Regions from separate parts of the Homo sapiens genome. Here region 2 is linked to region 1. A link is a loop called in an ENCODE intact Hi-C map of the cell type or tissue named here. Cell type or tissue: gastrocnemius medialis. All regions are shown on one strand. Links, peaks and the distances in the headings refer to the core of each region. The heading gives the core; the rest is flanking DNA.

Region 1 (11,481 bases), core at 1,462-9,461:
GAATCTGCAGTACCACAGACAAACACTAGGTGGAACTCCAGTACCGCAGCTTTCTACAGCACCCGAGAAGCGGCAGCATTGCAGACAGACACAAGAGCTCCTGAGTAGAAGAAACTGGCAAACATCTTCATTTAGGTTGACTATGGTGAAGCAAATTTTCATATCCATCATCTCATGCAGTTACTCATGGTTTTTGTTTTTGTGGCAAGAGCAGCTAAAATATACTCATTTAGCTTGAATCCCGTATAGAGTACAATTTTATTACCTGTGATCCTCATGTTTTATGTACATTTGATCTCTAGATTCGTTCATCCTATATATCTGCCACTTTGCATTCTCTGACATACATCTCCTCATTTCCTCCTCACACCTGCTCCCGGTAACCAGCGTTTTGTTCTGTAATAAATGAACTTTAAATATAAATATAAACATGAGAATATGTCATGAAAATGATTATCATAAGAAAGTTGTACTTGTCAAGGTGATTAAAGTAAAACAACAACAACAACAACAAAGAAAGCTGTAGTGGTTGTATTAATGTAAGACAAAATAGAGTTCCAAACAAGAAATTTTCTAGGAATAAATAAGAATTTATATAATGATAACGAGTTAAATTCATCAAGAAGGTAGAACAATCTGAAATGTGTGTGGACTCAATAACAGAGCTTCAAAATGAAGTGAATGAGGGAAAAACTGATAGAGCTGAAATGACTACAGTTGGATATTTCAACGTTCTTCTCTCAAGCATTTATTCAACGAGTAGTCAGAAAATCAGTATGTATGTAGAAAACTTACAAAACACTATCAACCAACTTGATATGATTGACATTTATAGTACACTTCATGTATAACAGCAAGAAAGACTTTCTCACCAAAATAGACCATATGCTGGGCTATAAAACAAAACTCAATAAATTTCAAAGAATTAAGATAAAGCTGAATATTTTCTATTACCACAAGGGGAGTAAATTAGAAATAAACAACAATAAAATATCTAGAATTTAAGCAACATACTTTTATTTTATGATGATTTTTTTTTTTTGAGATGGAGGCTCGCTCTGCCACCAGGCTGGAGTGCAGTGATGCGATCTCGGCTCACTGCAACCTCTGCCTCCTGGGTTCAAGTGATTCTCTTGCCTCAGCCTCCCGAGTAGCTGGGACTACAGAGACACACCACCACACCCGGCTAATTTTTTGTATTTTAGTACAGACGGGGTTTCACCATGTTGGCCAGGCTGGTCTCAAATTCCTGACCTCATGAACCCGCCTCGGCCTCCCAAAGTGCTGGGATTATAGATGTGAGCTGGGATTATAGATGTGCGCCCAGCCTATTATTATGATTTTTTGAGAGACATAGTCTCACTCCGTTGCGCAGGCTGCAGTGCAGTGGTGTGATCATAGCTTACTGTAACCTCAAACTCCTGGACTCAAATAATCTTCCTGTTGCAGCCTCCTGAGTGGCTGGGACTAGAGGCATGTGCCACTATATCTGCTTAATTAAGTTTTTTTTTTTTTTGTAGAGACAAGGTCTTGCTATATTGCCCAGGCTGGTCTCAAACCCCTGGCCCCAAAAAATTCTCCTGCCTTGGCCTCCCAAAGTGCTGGGATTACAGGCATGAGCCATTGTGCCTCGCATGCAATGTGTGTTTAAATAACCCATGAGTAAAGGAAGAAATCACAAGGGAAATTAGAAAATATTTTGAACTAAATTATAATAATTACATATGAAAAATTGTGAAATGCTGCTAAATCAGTGCTTAGAAGAAACTTTATGTCTTTAAATGCTTATGTTAGAAAGATAAATATTTAAAACCAATAATTTAAGCTTCCACTTTAACAAGGTAGATCAGGAAAAGCAAGATGGACTCAGAGTAAATAGAACAGAGAAAATAACAAAGAATGGAAATCAATGAATATAAAGGAGAAAAACCAATAAAACAAAAATTAGTTTTTAAAAATTTGAAACAGGGTATTGTTCTGTCATTCAGGCTGGAGTGCAGTGATATGATCATGGCTCACTGCAGCCTCAACCTCTTGGGCTCAGGTGATCCTCCCATCTCAGCCTCCCAGGTAGCTGGAACTACAGGTATACACCACCATGCCTGGCTAATGTTTTAGATTTTTTGTAGAGTCAGGGTTTCACCATGTTGCCCAGGCTGGTCTTGGACTCCTAGGCTCAAGTGGTCTGGCCTTCCAAATTGCTGGGATTACAGGCAAAAAATTAGCTCTTTGAAAAAAATCAATAAAATTGATAAATTATCAGCTAAATTGACTTAAACCCAGACAAACACAAATTATCAATATCAATAAACAAAAGAAGAGGTATCACTACAAACCCTACAGATATTAAAAGAATTAAAAGGCAGTATTATGAACAACCTTATGCCAATACATTTGACAATTTAAATAAAATTTTTAAATTACTTGAAAGATGCTAATGACCAGAATGACATAAGAATTAATACAAATCTGAATAATCTTATATCTATAAAAGAAATTAAACTCATAATTGCTGTAGTTTGGTAGACTCAGCCATTCCAGTCTGCTGGTTTTGGAGAATATAAAGTCTGGATGAGGAAAAGTCCCTCACAAAGCAACACAGCCACCTTGCCAGACTGTGGTCAGACTGCTTCTTTAAGCGGGACCCCAGTTCATTCTTCCTCACTGGGTGCAACCTCTCTGTGGGAGCTTCAGCCACTCCAGCTAGGGTTCTACAGAAAAAGCTCTGATCTCTCCCTGGGATAGAGCCCCTGGGGGAGGTGCAGCTGCTGTCTTTGTGGTTTGGTTGACTCAGTCTTTTCCAGCCTATCGGCTTTGGAGAATACAAACAGTCTGGACAAGGAAGGGCTCCCCCCAGTGCAGCACACCTGCTCTATCAAAAAGCAGTCAGATTGCTTATTTATTTATTTATTTTTGAGACGGAGTCTCACTCTGTCCCCCAGGCTGGAGTGCAGTGGCATGATCTCGGCTCATTGCATGCTCCACCTCCCAGGTTCATGCCATTCTCCTGCCTCAGCCTCCCGAGTAGCTGGGACTACAGGCACCTGCCACCACACCTGGCTAATTTTTTTTTTTTGTTTTTTTTTAGTGGAGATGGGGTTTCACCATGTTAGCCAGGATGGTCTCGATCTCCTGACCTCGTGATCCACCTGCCTCGGCCTCCCAGGGTGTTGGATTACAGGCATGAGCCCACTGTGCCCGGCACAGATTGCTTATTTAAGTGGGTCCCTGATCCCATTCCTCCTGACTGGGTGAGACCTCCCAACAGGGGTCTCCAGACACCTCCTACCAGTGTGTTTGGGCCAGCAACAGGTCAGTACCCACCTGGGACAAAGTTTCCAGAGGAAGGAGCTGGCAGCCATCTTTGCTGTTTTGCAGCCTTCACTGGTGATACCTCCAAGTACTGGAAAAAACAAGGCAACTAGGGTCTGAAGTGGACCCCCAGCAAACCACAGAAGCCCTACAGTAGTGTAGCTTGACTGTTAAGAGAAAAACAAACAAGCAAACAAACAAACAGAAAACAACAGCAACAACATCAACAAAAAAGACCCCACAAGAAGTCTGTTCAAAGGTTAGCAACCTCAAAGATTCAAGGTTGATAAGCCCACAAAGATGAGGAAGAATCAATGCAAAGAAGCTGAAAACTCAAAAAGCCAGAGGGCCTTTTTTCCTCCAAATGACCACAACACTTTTCCAGCAAGGACACAAAACTGGGCTCAGGCTGAGATGGCTGAATTGACAGAAGTAGGCTTCAGATGATGGGTAATAATGAACCTCACTGAACTAAAAGAGCATGTTCTAACCCAATGCAAAGAAGCTAAGAATCATGATAAAACAATATAGGAGGCTGGGTGCAGTGGTTCATGCCTATAATCCCAGGACTTTGGAGGCTGAGGCAGGCAGATCATGAGGTCAGGAGTTTGAGACCAGACTGGCCAACATGATGAAAACTGTCTGTACCAAAAATACAAAAAAATTAGCTGGGCACAGTGGTGCTTGCCTGTAATCCCAGCTAATTGGGAGGCTGAGGCAGGAGAACCAGTGAACTCAGGAGGCAGTGGTTGCAGTGTGCTGAGATCAGGCCACTGCACTCCAGCCTGGGTGACAGAGCAAATCTCCACCTCTACAAAATACAAAATGAAACAATACAGGAGCTAATAGCCAGAATAGCCAGTTTAGAGCGGAACAAAACAGACCTGATGGAGCTGAAAACACAACATGAGAACATCACAATGTGTCACAAGTATCAGTAGCAGAATAGACCAAGTGGAGGAAAGAATCTCAGAGCTTCAAGACTATCTTGCTGAAATAAGACAGGCAGACAAGAATAGTAATAATCTCGGAGCTTGAAGACAATCTTTCTGAATAAGACAGGCAAAAAAGAATGAAAAGGAATGAACAAAACCTCAGAGAAATATGAGACTGTTTAAAAAGACCTAACCTATGACTGATTGGGGTACCTGAAAGAGATGGGGCAAATGGAGCCAAGTTGGAAAACATACTACAGAATATCATCCAGGAGAACTTCTGCAACCTAGCAAGACAGACCAACATTCAAATTCAGGAAATGCAGAAAACTCCAGTAAGATACTCCACGAGAAGATCAACCCCAAGACACATAATCCTCAGAGTCTCCAAGGTCTACATGAAAGAAAAAAATGTTAAGGGCAGCCAGAAAGAAAGGCTAGGTCACTTACAAAGGAAAACCCATCAGACTAACAGCAAACCTCTCAGTGGAAACCATACAAGCCAGAAGAGATTGAGGGCCAATATTCAACATTCTTAAAGAAAAGAATTTCCAACCTGGAATTTTATATCTAGCCAAGCTAAGCTTCATATGCAAAGGAGAACTAAGACCCTTTTCAGAGAAGCAAATGCTTAGGGAATTTATCACCACCAGGCCTGCCTTGCAAGAGCTCCTGAAGGAAGCACTAAATATGGAAAAGAAAACCACTACCAGCCACTATAAAAATACAGTGAAGTACACAGACCAGTGACAATATGAAGCAACCACATAAACAAGGTCTGCAAAATAACCAGCTAGCATCATGATGACAGGATCAAATTCACACATAACAACACTAACCTTAAATGTTAATGGGCTAAATGCCCCAATTAAAAGACACAGAATGGCAAACTGGATAAAGAGATAAGACCCGTTGGTATGCTGTCTTCAAGAGACACATCTCATTTGCAAAGACACACAGACTCAAAATAAAGGGATGGAGGAAAGTTTACCAAGCAAGTGGAAAGCAGAAAAAATCAGGGGTTGCAATCCTAGTTTCTAACAAAACTAATTTTAAACCAGCAAAAATAAAAAAAGACAAAGAAGGGCATTACACAGTGGTAAAGGGTTCAATTCAAAAAGAAGAGCTAATTATCCTAAACATATGTGCACCCAATATAGGAGCACCCAGATTAATAAAGCAGGTTCTTAGAGACCTATAAAGAGACTGAGACTCCCACGCAATAATAGTGGGAGATGTTAACACCCCACTGACAATATTAAACAGATCATTGAGAAAGAAAATTAACAAATATATTCAGGACATGAACTCAGCTCTGGATCAAGTGGACCTGACAGATATCTACAGCACACTCAACCACAAAACAACAGAGTATACATTCTTCTTTCTCATTGCTACACAGCACTTGCTCTGAAATTGATCACATAATTGGAAGTAAAACACTTCTCAGCAAATGCAAAAGAACTGAAATAATAACAACCTCTCAGACCACAGTGTAATCAAGTTAGAACTCAAGATTAAGAAATTCACTCAAAATTACACAACTACATGGAAATTGAACAACCTGCTCCTGAATGACTCTTGGGTAAATAATGAAATTAAGGTAGAAATCAAGAAGTTCTTTGAAACTAATCAGAACAAAGAGACAATGTACCACAATCTCTGGGACATAGCTAAAGCAATGTTAAGCGGGAAATTTATAGCACTAAATGCCCACATCAAAAAGCTAGAAAAACATCAAATTAACAACCTAACATGTCAACTAAAAGTACTAGAGAACCAAGAGCAAACAAACCCCAAAGCTAGTGGAAGACAAGAAATAACTAAGATAAGAGCTGAACTGAAGGATGAGAGCTGAACTGACACAAAAAATCCATTAAAACATCAATGAATCCAGGAGCTGGTTTTTTGAAAAAAATTATTAAAATAGATAGACTAATAAGGAAGAAAAGAGAGATGATTCAAATAAACACAATCAGAAGTGATAAGGGAGATATCAGCACTGACCCCACAGAAATGCAAACAACCATCAGAGAATACTATAATCACTACTATGCATATAAACTAGAAAATCTATGCCATTTGGAGTGGCTCATGCCTGTAATCCCAGCATTTTGGGTGGCTGAGGCTGGTGGATCACCTGAGGTCAGGAGTTTGAGACCAGCCTGGCCAACATGGGGAAACCCTGTCTCTACAAAAAATACAAAAATTAGCCAGGAGTAGTGTGCATGCCTGTAGTCCCAGCTACCAGGGTGGCTGAGGGAAGAGAATCGCTTGAAACTTGGAGGTGGAGGTTCCAATGAGCCAAGATGACACCACTGCACTCCAGCCTGGGAGACAAGAGTGAAACTCCATCTCAAAAAAAAAAAAAAAGAAAAAAAATCCACCTCTGCATCTGACGTTTTCAGTGCCTCCACTGGCCAACATGGTGAAACCCCATCTCTACTGAAAATACAAAAATTAGCCAGGTGTGGTGGCACATGCCTATAGTCCCAGCTACTAAGGAGGGTGAGGCAGGAGGATCTCTTGAACCCAGAAGGTGGAAGCTGCAGTGAGCCATGATCACACCACTGCACACCAGCATGGGTGACAGGGCAAGACCCTGTCTCAAAAAACAAACAAACAAGCAAACAAACAAAATTTAAAAATCTAGAAGAAATGGATACATTTCTGGACATGTACACCCTCCTGAGACTGAACCAGGAAGAAATTGAATCTGTGAATAGACCAATAATGAGTTTTAAAATTGAGGCAGTAATAAATAAGCCTACCAACCAAAAAAAAAAAAAAAAAAAAAAGAAAAAAAAAGCCCAGGACCAGACAAATTCACAGCTGAATTCTACCAGAGGTTTGAAGAGGAGCTGGTATCATTTCTACTGAAACTACTGCAAAAAATTGAAAAGGAGGGACTCCTCCCTTACTTATTTTATGAGGCCAGCATCATCCTGATACCAAAACATGGCAGAGATGCAACAAAAAAACAAAACCCCAGGGCAATATCCTTGATGAATATTGATGTAAATGTCTTCAGTAAAATACTGACAAACTGAATCCAGCAGCATATCAAAAACCTTATCCACCATGATCAAGTTGGCTTCATCCCTGGGATGCAAGTTTGGTTTAACATACACAAATCAATAAACATGATTCATCACATAAATGGAACTAAAGACAAAAACGACATGACTATCTCAATAGATGCAGAAAAGGCCTTTAATAAAATTCAACATCCCTTCACGTTTAAAACAGTGAACAAGCTATCGAAGGTGCATACCTGAAAATAATAAGAGCCATCTATGACAAACCCACATGCTAACACCATACGGAATAGGCAAAAGCTAGAAGCATTCCCCTTGAAAACTGACACAAGGATACTCTCTCTCACCACTTCTATTTAACATAGTATTGAAAGTTCTGGCCAGGGCAATCAGGCAACAGAAAGACATAAAGAGTTTTCAAAATAGGAAGAGAGGAAGTCAAATTATGTTTGTTTGCAGATGACATGATCTTATATATAGAAAACCCCATTGTCTTGGCGCAAAAGCTTCTTAAGCTGATAAGCAACTTCAGCAAAGTCTCAGGATACAAAATCAATGTGCAAAAATTGCTAGCATTCCTATACACCAAAAACAGGCAAGCAGAGAGCCATATTATGAATGAACTCCCATTCACAATCGTTACAAAAAGAGTAAAATACCTAGGAATACAGCTAACAAGGGAGGTGAAGGATCTCTTAAAGGAAACTACAAACCACTACTCAAAGAAATAATAGAGGACACAAACAAATGGAGAAACATTCTGTGCTTATGGATAGGAAGCATAAATATTGTGAAAATGTCCATACTTTCCAAAGTAATTTATAGATTCAATGCTGTTCCAATTAAGCTACCATTGAGATTCTTCATAGAATTAGAAGAAACTATATTAAAATTCATATGGAACCCAAAAAGAGACTAAATAGCCAAGACAATTCTAAGCAAAAAGAATAAAGCTGGAGGCATCACACTACCCAACTTTAAACTATACTACAAGCCTATAGTAAATAAAACAGCATGGTACTGGTACAAGAATAGACTCATAGACCAATGAAACAGAATAGAGAGCTCAGAAATACAACTGCACACCTAAAACCATCTGATCTTTGACAAACCTGACAAAAACAAGCAATGGGGAAAGGATTCCCTATTTAATAAATGGTGCTAGGAGAGCTGGCTAGCCATATGACAAAAATTGAAACTGGGTCCGTTCCTTACAATATATGCAAAAATTAACTCAAGATGGATTAAAGACTTAAAAGTAAAACCCAAAACTACAAAATCCCTAGAAGAAAAATCTAGGCCATACCATTCTGGGCATAGGCATGGTCAAAGATTTCATGACGAAGAAGCCAAAAGCAATTGCAACAAAAGCAAACATTGACAAATGGAATCTAATTAAACTAAAGATCTTCTGCACAGCAAAAGAAACTATCATTAAACAGACAACTTACAGAATGGGAGAAAATTTTTGCAATCTCTCCATCTGACAAAGAACTAATATTGAGAGTCTACAGGGAACTTAAATTTACAAACAACAACAACAACAACAAAACAAAAGCCAACCCAATTAAAAAGTGGGCAAAGGACATGAACAGACACTTCTCAAAAGAAGACACACATGTGGCCAAGAAACATTAAAAAAAAGCTCAACATCACTGATCACTAGAGAAATGCAAATCAAAACCACAATGAGATGTCATCAAACACCAGTCAGAAAAGCTATTATTAAAAAGTAAAAAACAAAAACAAAAAAACAAAAAAACCCAAAACAGCAGATGCTGGCAAGGTTGCAGAGAAAAAGGAACACTTTTACACTGTTGATGGGAGTGTAAATTAGCTCAACCATTGTGGAAGACACTGTGGCAATTTTTCAAAGACCTAGAGACAGAAATACCATTCAAACTAGCAATCCCATTACTGGGTATATACCCAAAGAAATATAAATCATTCTATTATACAGACACATGCACAAGTATGTTCATAGCAGCACTATTCACAGTAGCAAAGTAATGGAATCAACCTAAATCCCATTAATAGACTGGATAAAGAAAATGTGGTACATATACACCGTGGACTACTATGAGGTCATAAAAAAGAACAAAATCGTGTCCTTTGCAGGGACGTGGATGGAAAGCCATTATCCTCAGCAGACTAATGCAGGAGTAGAAAACCAAACACCACCTGTTCTCACTTATAAGTGGGAGCTGAATGATGAGAACACATGGACACATGGTGGGGAACAACACACACTGGGGCCTGTCAGGGGGTGAGGTGGGGGGTGGGAGAGCATCAGGAGTAATAGCTAATGGATGCTGGGCTTAAGACCTGGTTGATGGAATGATCCGTGCAGCAAATCAACATGGCACACGTTTACCTATGTAACAAACCTGCACATCCTGTACATGTACCCCTGAAGGTAAAACGAAAGTTGAAGAAAAAACACTTACATATTAAAAGAAAATAAATTAAATTCACAATTAAAAAGATTCCCACTGTGAAAACTGCAGACACAGATAGCTTCACTGGTAAATTTTTATCAAATTTTAAGGAAGAAATAATACTAATCCTATAGAAACTCTCAGAAACTAGAGTAGGAGAGAACATTCTTTAACCTGTTTTTTGAGACCAGAATAGTCTTAATACCAAACCTTACAAAGACATGAAAACAGTAAAATTACAGATTATACTTCACAAACACAGATAAAAAATTCTTAACAAAATTTTAACAAATTAATTCCAGTAATGTAAAAATATGATCATATATCATGATCAAGTGTGGTTTATTTCAGGAATGCAAAATAGTTTTAACATTTAAAAAATAAGTCAATGTTATTTAGCACATGAAAGAACAGAGGATAAAACTCATAAATGCAGGCAAAACATTTGAAAATTTGAAAACCCACTTAAAATAAAAACTCTGACTACATTAGTCTTTATTTGCAGATGACATGATCGTGTATATAGAAAATACTAAGGAAGCTACAAATACATACCAGAACTAGAAGAGTTTTGAATGTTGCAGAATATAAGGTAAATATACAGAAATTAACTTTATGTCTATTAACTGGCAAAAACAACTGTACAATAAAATTTAAAGTTATTTAAAATAGCGTAATATCACATGGATAAATATAACAAAATGTGGGTAAGAGTTATACACTGGAAATGACAAAACATTGACATTAAAGAAGGCCTACCTTATCTAAAGTGAATTGATGCAGGAACAGAAAATCAAATACCACATGTTCTCACTTATAAGTGAGAGCTAAACATTGGGTACTCATGGACATAAAGACAACAATGGAAACTGAGGACTACTAGAGGGGGAAGGAAGGAAAGGGGGCAGGAGTTGAAAAACTAACTATTGGGTACTATGCTCAGTACCTGGGTGATGGGATTATTTATACCCCAAACCTTAATATCATGCAATACACCCAAGTAACAAATCTGCACATATACCCCCTTAATATAAAATAAAGTTGAAGAAAAGAAGGCCTAAATAAATGGAGAAACATACCATGTTAATGGATTGGAAGACTCAATATTGTTAAGTCAATTCTCCACAAATAGATCTATATATTTAATATAACCTCAAATAAAAAATTCATTGGGCTTTTTTTGGGTAAAAATTAGCAAGAGAATCCTAAAACTTACATGGAAATCAAAGTGTCTTGCATAACTAGAAATATTTTGAAAAAGAAAACAAAGTTGGATAACTACAGTATTCGATTTCTAGACTTATTCTCAGGCTATATGACATGGGTTGGATCTATGTCCCCACCAAATCTCGTGTCAAATTGAAATCCTCAGTGTTGAAGGTGGGAGGTGATTGGATCATGGTGGTGGTTTCTCATGGTTTAATGCCATCCCCCTTGGTGCTGTCATAGTGAGTGAGTTCTCATGAGATCTTGTCATTTAAACCTCCTCCCTCTCTCTCTTCCTTCTGCTCCAGCAATGTGAAGTGTTCACTCCCCCTTTGCCTTCTGCCATACTTGTAGGTTTCCTGAGACCTCCCCAGAAGTTGAGCAGATGCCAGCATCATGCTTCCTGGACAGTCTGTGGAACTGTGAGCCTATTAAACCTCTTTTCTTTATAAATTACCCATTCTTAGGTATTTCTTTATAGCAATGTGAGAATGAACCAATACAGAAAATTGGTACTGAGAAGTGGGGCATTGCCATGAAGATACCTGAAAA
Region 2 (11,481 bases), core at 1,567-9,566, 86 kb after region 1:
TCCTGGGATTTTTCTGGTTCATAGGCTTTTTATTACTCATTCAATTTTGCAATTTATTATTCATCTGTTCAGGGATTTAATTTCTTCCTGGTTCAGTCTTGGGAGGGTATATGCATCCAGGAACATATCTGTTTTTCCTAGGTTTTTTGCTTGTGTGCATAGAAGTGTTCATAGCAGTCTTTTTTATATATATATATTTTTGTGGGGTTGGTGGTAACGTGCCCTTTGGCATCTCTGATTGTGTTTACTTGGATCTTGTCTTTTTTTCTTTATTATTCTATCTAGTAGTCTATCTATTTTATTTATTCTTTCAAAAAACAATCTCCTGGATTTATTGATCTTTTGTATGCTTTTTTCATCTCAATTTCCTTCAGTTCAGCTCTGATCTTGCCTTCCTCTAGCTTTGTGGTTTGTTTGCTCTTGTTCCTCTAGTTCCTCTAGGTGTGATGTTAGGTTTTAATTTGAGATCTTTCTACTTTTTGATGTGGGTGTTTAGCACCATAAACTTCACTCTTAACATTGTTTAACTGTGCCCCAGAGATTCTGGTATGTTGTATCTTTGTTCTCATTAGTTTCAAAAAATTTCTTGATTTCTGCCTTAATATTATTGTTTACCTAAAGGTCATTCAGGAGCAGTTTGTTTAATTTCCACATAATTGTATGGTTTTGAGCAATCTTCTTAGTACTGATTTCTTTTTTTATAGAAAGATTGTGGTTGGTATGATTTTGGTTCTTTCTCATTTGCTGAGGATTGTTTTATGTCCGATTTTATGGTCAATTTTAGAGTATGTGTCATGTGGCGATGAGAAGAATGTATATTCTGTTGCTTTTGTGTGGAGAGTTTTGCAGATGTGTATTAGGTCCAATTGATCAAGTGTCAAGTTCTGGTCCTGAATATCTTTTTATTAGTTTTCTGCCTTGATGATCTGTCTAATACTATCAATGGACGGTTGAAGTCTCCCACTATTATTGTGCAGTTATCTAAGTCTCTTTGCAGGTCTCTAAGAATTTGCTTTATGCAAATTTAAAGCAAAAGGATATTTGCTTTATGAATCTGGGTGCATAGGTATTCAGCATAGTTAGGTCTTCTTGATAATTAGCATAGTTAGGTCTGGTGATAATTTCCTGTGAGTGAAAAGAAGCAAGTCACAATAATACTTATAATATAATTTTATTTATCTAAACTTCAGAACCAGATAAAACTAAATTATTTAAAGAAAATTGTAAGAGAGAAAAAGTAATATCCTTTTCTCATCTATCACAAGGTTCTTGGCTGATACCCCTATATCAAAAGACTGAATAACAAGAGCATACAAATTTATTTAATATAACTTTTATGTGACATTGGAGTCTTCAGAAATGAAGACCCCAAAACCCAGGGAAAACTGTGTATTCTTATGGACAGTCACACAGAAGAATGATTGGAGGACAAAGGGGTGTGATCTAATGGTAGTTAACGGCTTCAGATTCTTCTTGGCAAGACTCCTCTGGAGTGAGGGTCTTATGACCTACTTTCAGGGGACATAGGTCAGAGAATTTTTCTAATTACCTTCTTCAAAGAAGAAAGGTGGGAGAAGTTCAGAGAGTGATCTTCCTGATTCTGGGGTTTTCTGTTTCCTTCTGCTTAAAATACTCAGTATGCTAAAGTGCCACATTTTGGGGTATCATGTTCTGATCCCCGACAAAGCAAGGGGAATGATGAACAAATCCAGGGTAGTGATTAGTTTTGGGTAGTAGAGGAGGGGTGGTAAAATGAATAACTTTTTTTTTTTTTTTTTTGAGACGGAGTCTCGCTCTGTCGCCCAGGTTGGAGTGCAGTGGAGCGATCTTGGCTCACTGCAAGCTCTGCCTCCTGGGTTCACGCCATTTTCCTGCCTCAGCCTCCCAAGTAGCTGGGACTACAGGCGCCCGCCACAACACCCGGCTAATTTTTTGTATATTTGGTACAGACGGGGTTTCACCATGTTAGCCAGGATGGTCTCGATCTCCTGACCTCGTGATCTGCCTGCCTTGGCCTCCCAAAGTGCTGGGATTACAGGTGTGAGCCACCATGCCTGGAATAAAATGAATAATTCTTAAAGCTGGGTAGTGGGTACATGTACATTCATTTGTAATCATTCTTTAACTGGAATGTACATGTTTAGTACATACTTTTTAAGTGTGATATGTTTTATGAGGATAAAAGACAGAAGAAATTTTATAGTTTGCAAAGGCTTTAATAGTAAAACAGCAAATAGTGCAATGAAGCTAGAATAATATTGAAAAACCTCAGCATGAACTATTACTTTGCGTGGTTTTGTCTCTAGTATATTTGCACCCTTTTTGTCATCTGTCTTGTAGGAGGAAACTTCAGGCCTCTTAAGGTGACGGTGTATCTGGGAAATTAATGCTCAGAAATTCCCTATAAATTCAATCTCTCATTAATAAGCACTCAGGTATATGCTAGGATTGTCAACAGTTATTTATACTTCTTGGGAGGGTCAATATATAGCCAAGGTCTCCTCATATTTCTGGAGGCCACAACATAAAAACCCTTGAGAGAATTACAAGAAGAGTTTCCTTAAGGACTAGATGGGGTCTTTTTACTGAAGGGCGGTATAGTAAGCAGTGGGGTTATGTGAGCATTGAAGTTCAAGGGCATTGCCCCTGCAATGGGGAGACCATTGCTGAGCCTCTAGAATTGTAGACATGTCTTCATGCAGTTATGATCTAATGTCTTTTACTTATGCTAAAAGGAATTTGGGTCTGTTGGTATCTTTCTCTCAATCACTATCCTCCTGTGACATCTGTGCGCTGACTATAACCAACTTCAAGTCCAGGGTTCAGGTATTTCTACTCTCCTTCACCATAGGAAGCTTGACTTGGGGTTTTAACTGATGCCTCATCTTAGGCCAAAGAAAGCAAATCAGGCCTTGAATTGTTGTGTTTGGAATATATAGTGTGTTTAGGGTATTCTGGCGTATCAGTTGAGAGGAGACACCATTTGTGAAATATCAATGGCCAGATGAGGGTATTTTTTATTTTGTACATTATTAAGAAATGAATATTTGGAGGTGTCTATTTTTTTCTGTGGCAATATCAATAATGACAGATATAAACATGGATAGGTAGATAGATAAATTTACAATGACATAGTTATACAGACAGAAATAAATATAGTTATAAAAACGTAAATCAGATTGTACTTTACATGTTGAGTTGTGATATACTTTTTTAAAACTTAACAGTGTATATCATGAATGTTTCCGTGTAATGAAATATTTCTCTGGATGTAGTAGAATATATGTAACAAAAACCATATTGTTAGACATCTAGATTGCTACAATTTTTTTTTTTTTTTGCATTGGAGTTTCCCTCTTGTTGCCGAGTGCAATGACATGACCTCGGCTCACCGCAACCTCCGCCTCCCAGGTTCAAGCGATTCTCCTGCCTCAGTCTCCCGAATAGCTAGGACTACAGGCATGCATCAGCGTGACTGGTTAATTTTGTATTTTTAGTAGAGAAGGGGTTTCTCCGTGTTGGTCAGGCTGGTCTTGAACCCGACCTCAGGTGATCTGCCTACTTCGGTCTCCCAAAGTGCTGGGATTACAGGTGTGAGCCACCGTGCCCGGCGATTGCTACAAAAATTTTAACCTCTATAAATAGTATTGAAATAAACATCTTTGTAAAAATACATTTGTGCATATTCATGATGATTTACTCAGGATAAATTCCTAGTGAAATTTCTTTCTTTTAGTATCAAATGATTTTATTATAAATCTGAAGCCATTTATTGACCATTCACTTTTTCAAATAACACAAACATGAGAATAAACTAAACACACCCAAGACTCACCAGCCCTTGCAGGACAGGAAGAGGCCCTGGACAGACAGCTTGCAAATGTTTTTCCTTATACCTAATGTCCAAGCTTCCTCACACATTCTAGGGTTCCATGTTTTGTCACCTCTTACAAGGGAAAGGGAACGTAAAAGATTCATGTACAGGAAGGTCATAACAACCTTCAACCATCAAGATATCTGATGCTAACGGTTTGTACATTTTAGTTTGCAACTCTGAGAAGTAACGTCAAATAAGCACTGTCAAATCCCCACTTCCAGCTACCTCTTAAATTGCCGTTATTCTTTGAAATTATCTTTGGGACTGGTTATGTTCTTTAATTGTAGCTTTTGTGTATTACAGAGCACAAACCCAAAATCCATGTGCAGTCTCCATGTTCAAGTATAAAAGTTTGTCTCAGGACAACCTCAGGTTGCTGCAGTGTCTCTCTATCTCCCTGTAGTGTCTACTGGGCGTTGTACCTTTGGACAGGCTGGTCAAATGGCGGCACAACGAAGGGGACAACACAGTCAACTTCCCCAACGTCAAACTCTCTCCCCGTTCAAACTGGACACTGCCCACAGTCAAGGCTGAAATACCGAAATCAGTGAGACCTCGGCCTATCTTCATTCTGAAGTTGCACTCTTATGTAACCATGTAACCGAAGCTACTTCTTCACCATTAACTCAAATGGAGCTTTCAAAACGGGTGGGACATATTCTTGGGAAGCGCCCTGAGATGGAAGGCTGGAGGGTACTGGTCTTTGGGCTCTGGAGGGGGCACTGGCACCATTGCTGTCTTCTGGGCGCCCAGGATCTCGTGAATTGCTCATTCCACTGGTGGCCTGGGGATGTGGTTTAGTTCTGGATCCACCATCTGATAAAGAACCCCGTCAACTCCAGCTTTCAACGTCCCTGACTGAAAAACACTCTGCCTCAGGCCACTTCGCAATCAGTTTTTGCGCATTGTAGGATTCCATTCCTGCTTGTCCAGGTGTGTGGACACCGAATGCTGGGCCTTCTGCCTTAATTTTGATAAGCTGGCTTGGTGTCTACGGGGGCCAGGCAGCACCTGCGGAAGCTGCTAAACGGCCCTGAGCCGCTCCAGGATGAGCGGCGGGTCCCCGGGATGCAGTGGCGGGATCACGGTGCCCGCGTGGCCCCGGTCTCGCCCATCGAGGGAGACCAAATACGGCTTCTTCTCCGGGACAGAAGGCTTGGTGCGCAGAGGTGACGGCGAGGGTAGCAGATGAGGAGGCCAACATCTCACTGGGCTTGTGTTTTCATCTGGGTTTCTCTATCCCGGGGCTCCTGCGTATCAGGGCAGGGCCGTGGGCGCCGCGCGCAGCGCGGAGCATGCGCAGGCCCCTTGGGGTTGAGGCGTGACCGGAATGCTCAGCTCCGGGTGTCCGGGCTCCCTGCGGCCTTCGGTGAAGGCTGGTCTCTTCCATCTGGCCTGGCCTTTGTGCAGCTGAGGCAAATGACTGCTGTCCCGGAGGCTTCTTTCCCCCTTGTAACAGATACGTTTTTTTCATGAAAAGCTTTTAAAACTGACAATTAGAACGAAGAGAGTTTGTGAAAGAAGCTTGAGAAAAGTGCAAGTTAATATTCAATAAATTCAATAATTTGTAGATAGTTTTTGCACCTTTTCAGTTAACTACAGTAAGTTAGGCAATTGTAAAATATAGCTTAAACAAATCAGAAGCATTTGTTTTATAGGAAAAAATGTTTATTACGTGAGAGTTTTTCAGTGCCCTTAGAACCGGCAAACCACCTGACACTAAACAATGAAAGATGAGACAAAGATAGTTTCAGGATTCACTTGAGATGAGGTCAAAACAAGATTATTTGTCTAGGGTACATAGCCTGCACTCTACAAGGAAAAGACACACTGATAAGATCAGCTAATTGGAAAAAATATAAATCCCGTATACAGTGAATGAAGACCATGTGAGGAATGAAGTTTCTAGAGCCACAGAGCCTCCTTGCAATCTTTTGCACCGGAGAGCTGGCCACCAAGCTGCACACACAGTGAAGTTCTTGGGAATTTTATCTGAGTCCAAGTTCTGCCTCAGTATGTTGATTCCCTCTCTGAAGTTCTCTTAGGTGTTTATGTCTTCTATGGCCACACGGTTGGAAATCTTTCTCTTTCTTCCCATCAAGTCTTATCTAGTGACTTTTCTCTCCCACGCATCCATGACACTGTGTTCTTATTAAATGCCATGACTTTTAGTGTGTTCACCAAAGTAAATTAAAAATAATGATAGATTTGCGACGCTAATGATTTTACTAAATGCAAAGCCCAAGATGAATGTTTTAGAATGAGAAAAATGAATCAATATGTTCATAACAAAACTTTATTGAGGTAATAATTTAATAATTTGCTTTGTCACTAAGAGGGATTAAAGTTAACCTTCCTACTTGTAATAACTTTGTACCATTCTCTCATGCACTTCTAATTTACAGCTTGCAGTATCAGACACTGAGGGTAGCCAGGAATACTTACTACTATAAACTTATCCAGTGTCATGTTGTATGCAGCTTGACCTAAATTTTCCAAAATCTTTTTTTTTTGAGACAGGGTCTTGCTCTGTTGCCCAGGCTGGAGTGCAGTGGTGCAATCTCAGCTCACTGCAGCCTTGACCTCCCACGCTCAAGTGATCCTCCTCCCTCAGCCTTCCAAGTAACTGGAATTACAGGTGCACACCACCATGCCCGGCCTATTTTTTTTTTTTTTTGGAGACAGGGTTTCACCATGTTGGCCAAGCTAATCTCGAACTCCTGAGCTCAAGCAATCCTCCTGCTGCAGGCATGAGCCACAGTGCTCGGCCAACAATGTTTGTTTTTTAACTCAACGTCTGGTATATTGCAAATATTTTTCCAAAGTTCTTTTCAGAGCTACCTTCACTTCCTTATTTTTCAGGCTATAGATGAGGGAATTCAGCATGGGAGTGACTACAGTATACTGCACAGAGAAGATCAACTCTATGGGGGAACCTGAGTTTGGCATGAGATGGCGGAGCAAACCTGAGCCATAGTAAAGTGTCACTGCAGTGAGGTGGGCAGAGCAGGTGGAGAAGGCCTTGCTTCTGCCCGAGGTAGAGCTGATGCTTAGGATGGTAGAGATTATACGGGTGTAGGATAAGAAGACCAAAAGGAAGTTTCCCAGCCCATGTAGGAGAGTGGAGCAGAGCAAGGCGATGAGGCTTCTGGAGATATCAGAGCAGGACAGAGGGAGGAGGGATGGCATCTCATAGCTGTAGTGGTGAATGATTTTGGCTTCACAAAAGACCATGTTTACAGCTAGGAGGACATTGATGAGTGCGTCCAGAAAGCCCAGTCCCCATGAGCCCCACACAAGGTGCATATACAGCTGTTTACCCATGATCTGTCCATAAAGTAGTGGGCGGCAGATGGCAGCATGGCGGTCATAGGCCATCCCTGAGAGAAGGCAGGCTTCAGTCCCTGCAGTGACAAACACAAAGAAGACCTGAGCCAGGCAGCCCTCTACTGAAATGGTTTTCCTCTGTGACAGGAGGTTCTCCAGCATCTTGGGCACAATGACTGAAGAGAAGCAGAGATCAACAAAAGAGAGGTGACTCAGGAAGAAATACATGGGCTTATGGAGACAAGAATCAGCCCTGATCATGAGCAGCAGCATCAGGTTTTCCATTATGGTCAGGAGGTAAATCCCCAGGAACAGCACAAAGAGCAGAGCCCGGATGTTGGGGTCGGCAGACAGCCCAAGGAGGAGGAACTCGGTGATGGTGCTGTGATTCCCCAAGGCCATTTACAAAGGCTACTCCCTAGAAATAACTCGTAAAATCATAGCAGCCAAGTCAAGATTACTCCAGACAGTTTTCTCATGGTACTGATTCTCTTTTCATATCGGTCACATGGAACATAAAGGTGATTGAGGTGTAGTCTTTGCTCTTTAAATGGTCCACTGAAGAACATGGATGTGAAAACAAGAAATTGTAACAGTGTAATTAATATGAAGAGAGCTCAAATTTTGATTTATATAGGGGTCAGTAATGATAATACATTGAAGAAATTTGAACACATTTTTAAAGAAAGCATATGATTGGCCGGGCGCGGTGGCTCATGCCTGTAATCCCAGCACTTTGGGAGGCCGAGGCGGGTGGGTCACCTGAGGTCCGGAGTTCGAGACCAGCCTGACCAACATGGAGAAACCCTGTCTCTACTAAAAATACAAAATTAGCTGAGCGTGGTGGCTCACGCCTGTAATCCCAGCTACTTGGGAGGCTGAGGCAGGAGAATCACTTGAACCTGGGAGGTGGAGGTTGTGGTGAGCTGAGATTGTGCCATTGTACTCCAGTCTGGGCAACAAGAGCGAAACTCTGTCTCAAAAAAAAAAAAAAAAAAAAAAAGAGAAAGCAAGCATATGATTGACCTAGGAAAATAAATATCAAAGAGACAATTAATTGGCATGAAGAATGTGTTCGAACACTCAAGACTGAGGAAAAATCAAGTCATGTTCAGTAAAACATGGGTAGTTCTGAAAAGCTGATGCTTAGAGTATAATTGAGCCACACAGATCAATGGCTAAGTGGACTCCTGTGTCAGACTACGTTCACATTCCAGCTGTACTATTAATTAGCTATATGACTTGTACAATATACACAAAGCTCTGTATCTCAATTTCTTAGCATATAAAATGCATATAATAGTACTATGTAAGGTTTTGAGGATTAAGTATGAGATTATATATAAGGCGCTTCAAACTACCTACTCCTAACTGTTCATTGACATTTGTTATTATTAAAATTATTTATTAAGTTTGTAAGTCTAGATAAAACTCAGATAAATTCTCCTATAGGGTGAAGCACTATCAAAAATCAAAGTTGTTTCTGCTAATGCTGCTGTTGTTATTCTTACTTTGTGCCTTTAGTAAGAAAATCACATTGAAATCATTACTGGTAGAAGCCCACTCCTGCTCATTACCTCAATTAGAAGAAAAACAGGAGGTGAGGAATTATTTTGGTGTGGAGGCTTTTTTTTTTTTTTTAAGAGATAAGCCACTTTGCAGTTACTGTGGATGCTGTCATTCAGAAAGGAGGGCATGTAATTCCTCCTAATAGGTATTGCTAGCAGACTCCAGACATGACAAGTGGGAGAGAAGTTGGTTGGGACTCATGTAGACACCTAGGGGAATCTTCGATATAATTACTAGGGAAGATGTGTATCCCAGGAATGCCTGGAATCTCTGGACAAGTAAGCAAGAGGAAGACTTGAAAGGATTTCATGATACAGGAATACATGAGTGGGTATATAGGGTGTAGCAACAGCCAGGATTCTGTGCAGTACTGCAGATTCTGGACCACTGTCTCAGACAATAGGAAAAAAGTTGGGAATTCATCTTGTAGGACTGCAAAGTTGGACTCTGAGCATCTAGTTTCTGCTGGAAATGCCTGCTGCTGGTAATCCCTACCTTACAGGGGGATGTCCTGTCCCACTATTCTCTGATCATTTCTCCCTTATGGCCAGATTTCTCCCTTATGGCCAGAATGTGTTCTCCCTCATGGCCCTCAAGTATGTATTTCATGAGTCTTCAGGTCTGGGTTACAACAGTGCTCTATTTCCTTGAACAGTGAATGTTTACTCATAACTCCCAGCTTTGGCCTTACATCCTAAGTCTGACCTTGGGTCACCCATAGGACTCATTATGATGTCCCCATCAGTTTCCTGGTCCTGGCTATTCCTGATGAGTTCAAAGCCCAGCCAAGGGGGACATCTGAATCTTTACTAATTAAATCTTAATCTAGAAACTCAGCCTCAAAATCCTTCCCATGCCCCAAATACAGATTGCCTGTACATCCTGTCCAGTACGGCAATCTTCTCTCCAACTTGGCTGCAGGATTTTTATTTAGCTGCCTCTGCTAAAAATAACAATGAACTGGAGAAGGTTACTTTTAAAATATTGTTTCATGGTTGAGTTTATAAAGTCCTATTGATGATAAAATGCTTTAGTGAATTCTACACTAATAAGTTAAATAGCCATAGGGCAGGTCCTTTTTTCAAAGGTTCTAAAATATCCTTTAGTTTTCCTGTTTCTGAAACCAATGTCTCATTTATATGCAGTATAGTTTGGTTTAACCAATCTGCAGTGCAGCTATGTTAAGGTTGCCGGTTCAGGTGATTGCCTTTGTTGGACAGGAGAACAGCTTTTATGTTCTGTAGTCACAATACGAAGTCAGATTTAATAAGAAAGAACTTTAATAACATTGATTGTTATAAGGACCAATGGGGATCTCCTAGGTGTGGCCTTTGGAACATCTAGATTGATGCAATGGCCTATAATCATTAAATCTAAATCCTTAGAATCTAGTGGGAGTTGAAAATGGTGTTTTGTTCCCCAAGCAGGAAAGAAATAGTTTTCAACTGACATTCTAAAGCCTAGTCTCTCTGGGACTTCTCAGGTGAAATCACCTCCAGGCAAATTTGTTGTGAAAAATGATTTTTTGATCAAATAGTTAAAAAGAAAAAAGTTCACAAGCTCACAAACATTCATTTGCATAAAGTCTGTTCAAATATATTTTCTTTGATCGATCCATTTTGATGGCTACACAGGAACCTGTTACAGTTTGATTGGTCAGAATAGGGATATTTAGGGAAGCATTGGTTTAATAGTTTATTAGAGTCATAAGTAGTAACAGACTGTAGTATAAATGAAAATTTGTATTTATTTATTTACAATGAGGTATAATGTTTTTATTCAAACTAGACTCTCTGGCAAAAGATTATTTCCTACTGTCCCTTGCCAATTTATTTTTGAGAGAGGCTCTCACTCCCATTTCCCAGGTTGGAGTACAGTGGTGCAAACACGGCTCACTGCAGCCTTGACTTCCTGGGCTCAGGTGATTCTCCCACCTCAGCCTCCTGAGTAGCTGGGCGACTGTAGGCATGCGCCATCACACCCAACTAATTTTTTGTGTTTTTAGTAAAGACAGGGTTTTGCCACATTACTCAGGCTGGTCTCAAACTCCTGGACTCAACTTGGCCTCCCAAAGTGCTGGCATCACAAGCATGAGCCACTGCACTCGGCTCAACTTATTAACTAAGCAAAACAAATACAACTTAAGGATATTTAGAATAATCAATCAATTTTTTAAAACATTTGCTTTCCTTGTTGGTAAGGAATTTAAAGTTTTTAATTTTTATTCATCTATTGATTAGAACATTTATTCATAGATGTATCTAAGAATTTATATATGTATGTATGTGTATATTTAAGAGTTCCTTGAAATTTGATAAGATTTATATATGTAAATATATAAAGTGCATACTTATATATAAAATGTATATCCCCATATATAAAAATGTATGCATACCTCTTTGATCATGTGTATATGTGTGTATGTTGCAGTTGAATAATGTATATTGAAAGTGTTATAGTGGTTTTTGCTTTAATAAACCATCATGAGCAATTGTTATTATCTACTCTTTTGTGGGTTATTTTTTAAAACAGGAGATTAATTAATTGGACTGAATAAAATAAAAATTATTTCTGTTCATTGACAGACAACATTAAGACAGTGAAAAAGCAAACCAAAGATTGAGTGAAGATAAATATAGTATATATGTGTGTTATGGGGGTATACATAGAATATGAAAAGAAGTACTACAAATAAGTAATAAAATTTC

The links. Peaks named below come from ENCODE experiments on the same cell type or tissue, not always from the same donor. Only the 100,000 strongest peaks of a DNase experiment are listed, where the experiment ranks them.
Region 2: it touches region 1 in a loop (6-fold over the local background); 2 of 110 quality-filtered maps call a loop at or near these places.

The regions. Positions count from the first base shown.
Region 1 is chr12:48,607,186-48,618,666 of GRCh38, reverse strand. No RefSeq gene overlaps it. Among named protein-coding and RNA genes, the nearest start is that of SNORA2C, 42 kb to the left of the region's middle. In gastrocnemius medialis, for the core only: no CTCF peak of the experiment used is centred there; no DNase peak of the experiment used is centred there; H3K27me3 peaks cover 251 bases.
Region 2 is chr12:48,521,757-48,533,237 of GRCh38, reverse strand. It overlaps OR8S1 (olfactory receptor family 8 subfamily S member 1), which reads right to left and starts at 7,606. Exons shown (of 1, transcript NM_001390849.1): 1 at 6,668-7,606. The coding sequence starts at 7,606. The coding sequence ends at 6,668. RefSeq lists a silencer at 6,901-7,101. In gastrocnemius medialis, for the core only: no CTCF peak of the experiment used is centred there; no DNase peak of the experiment used is centred there.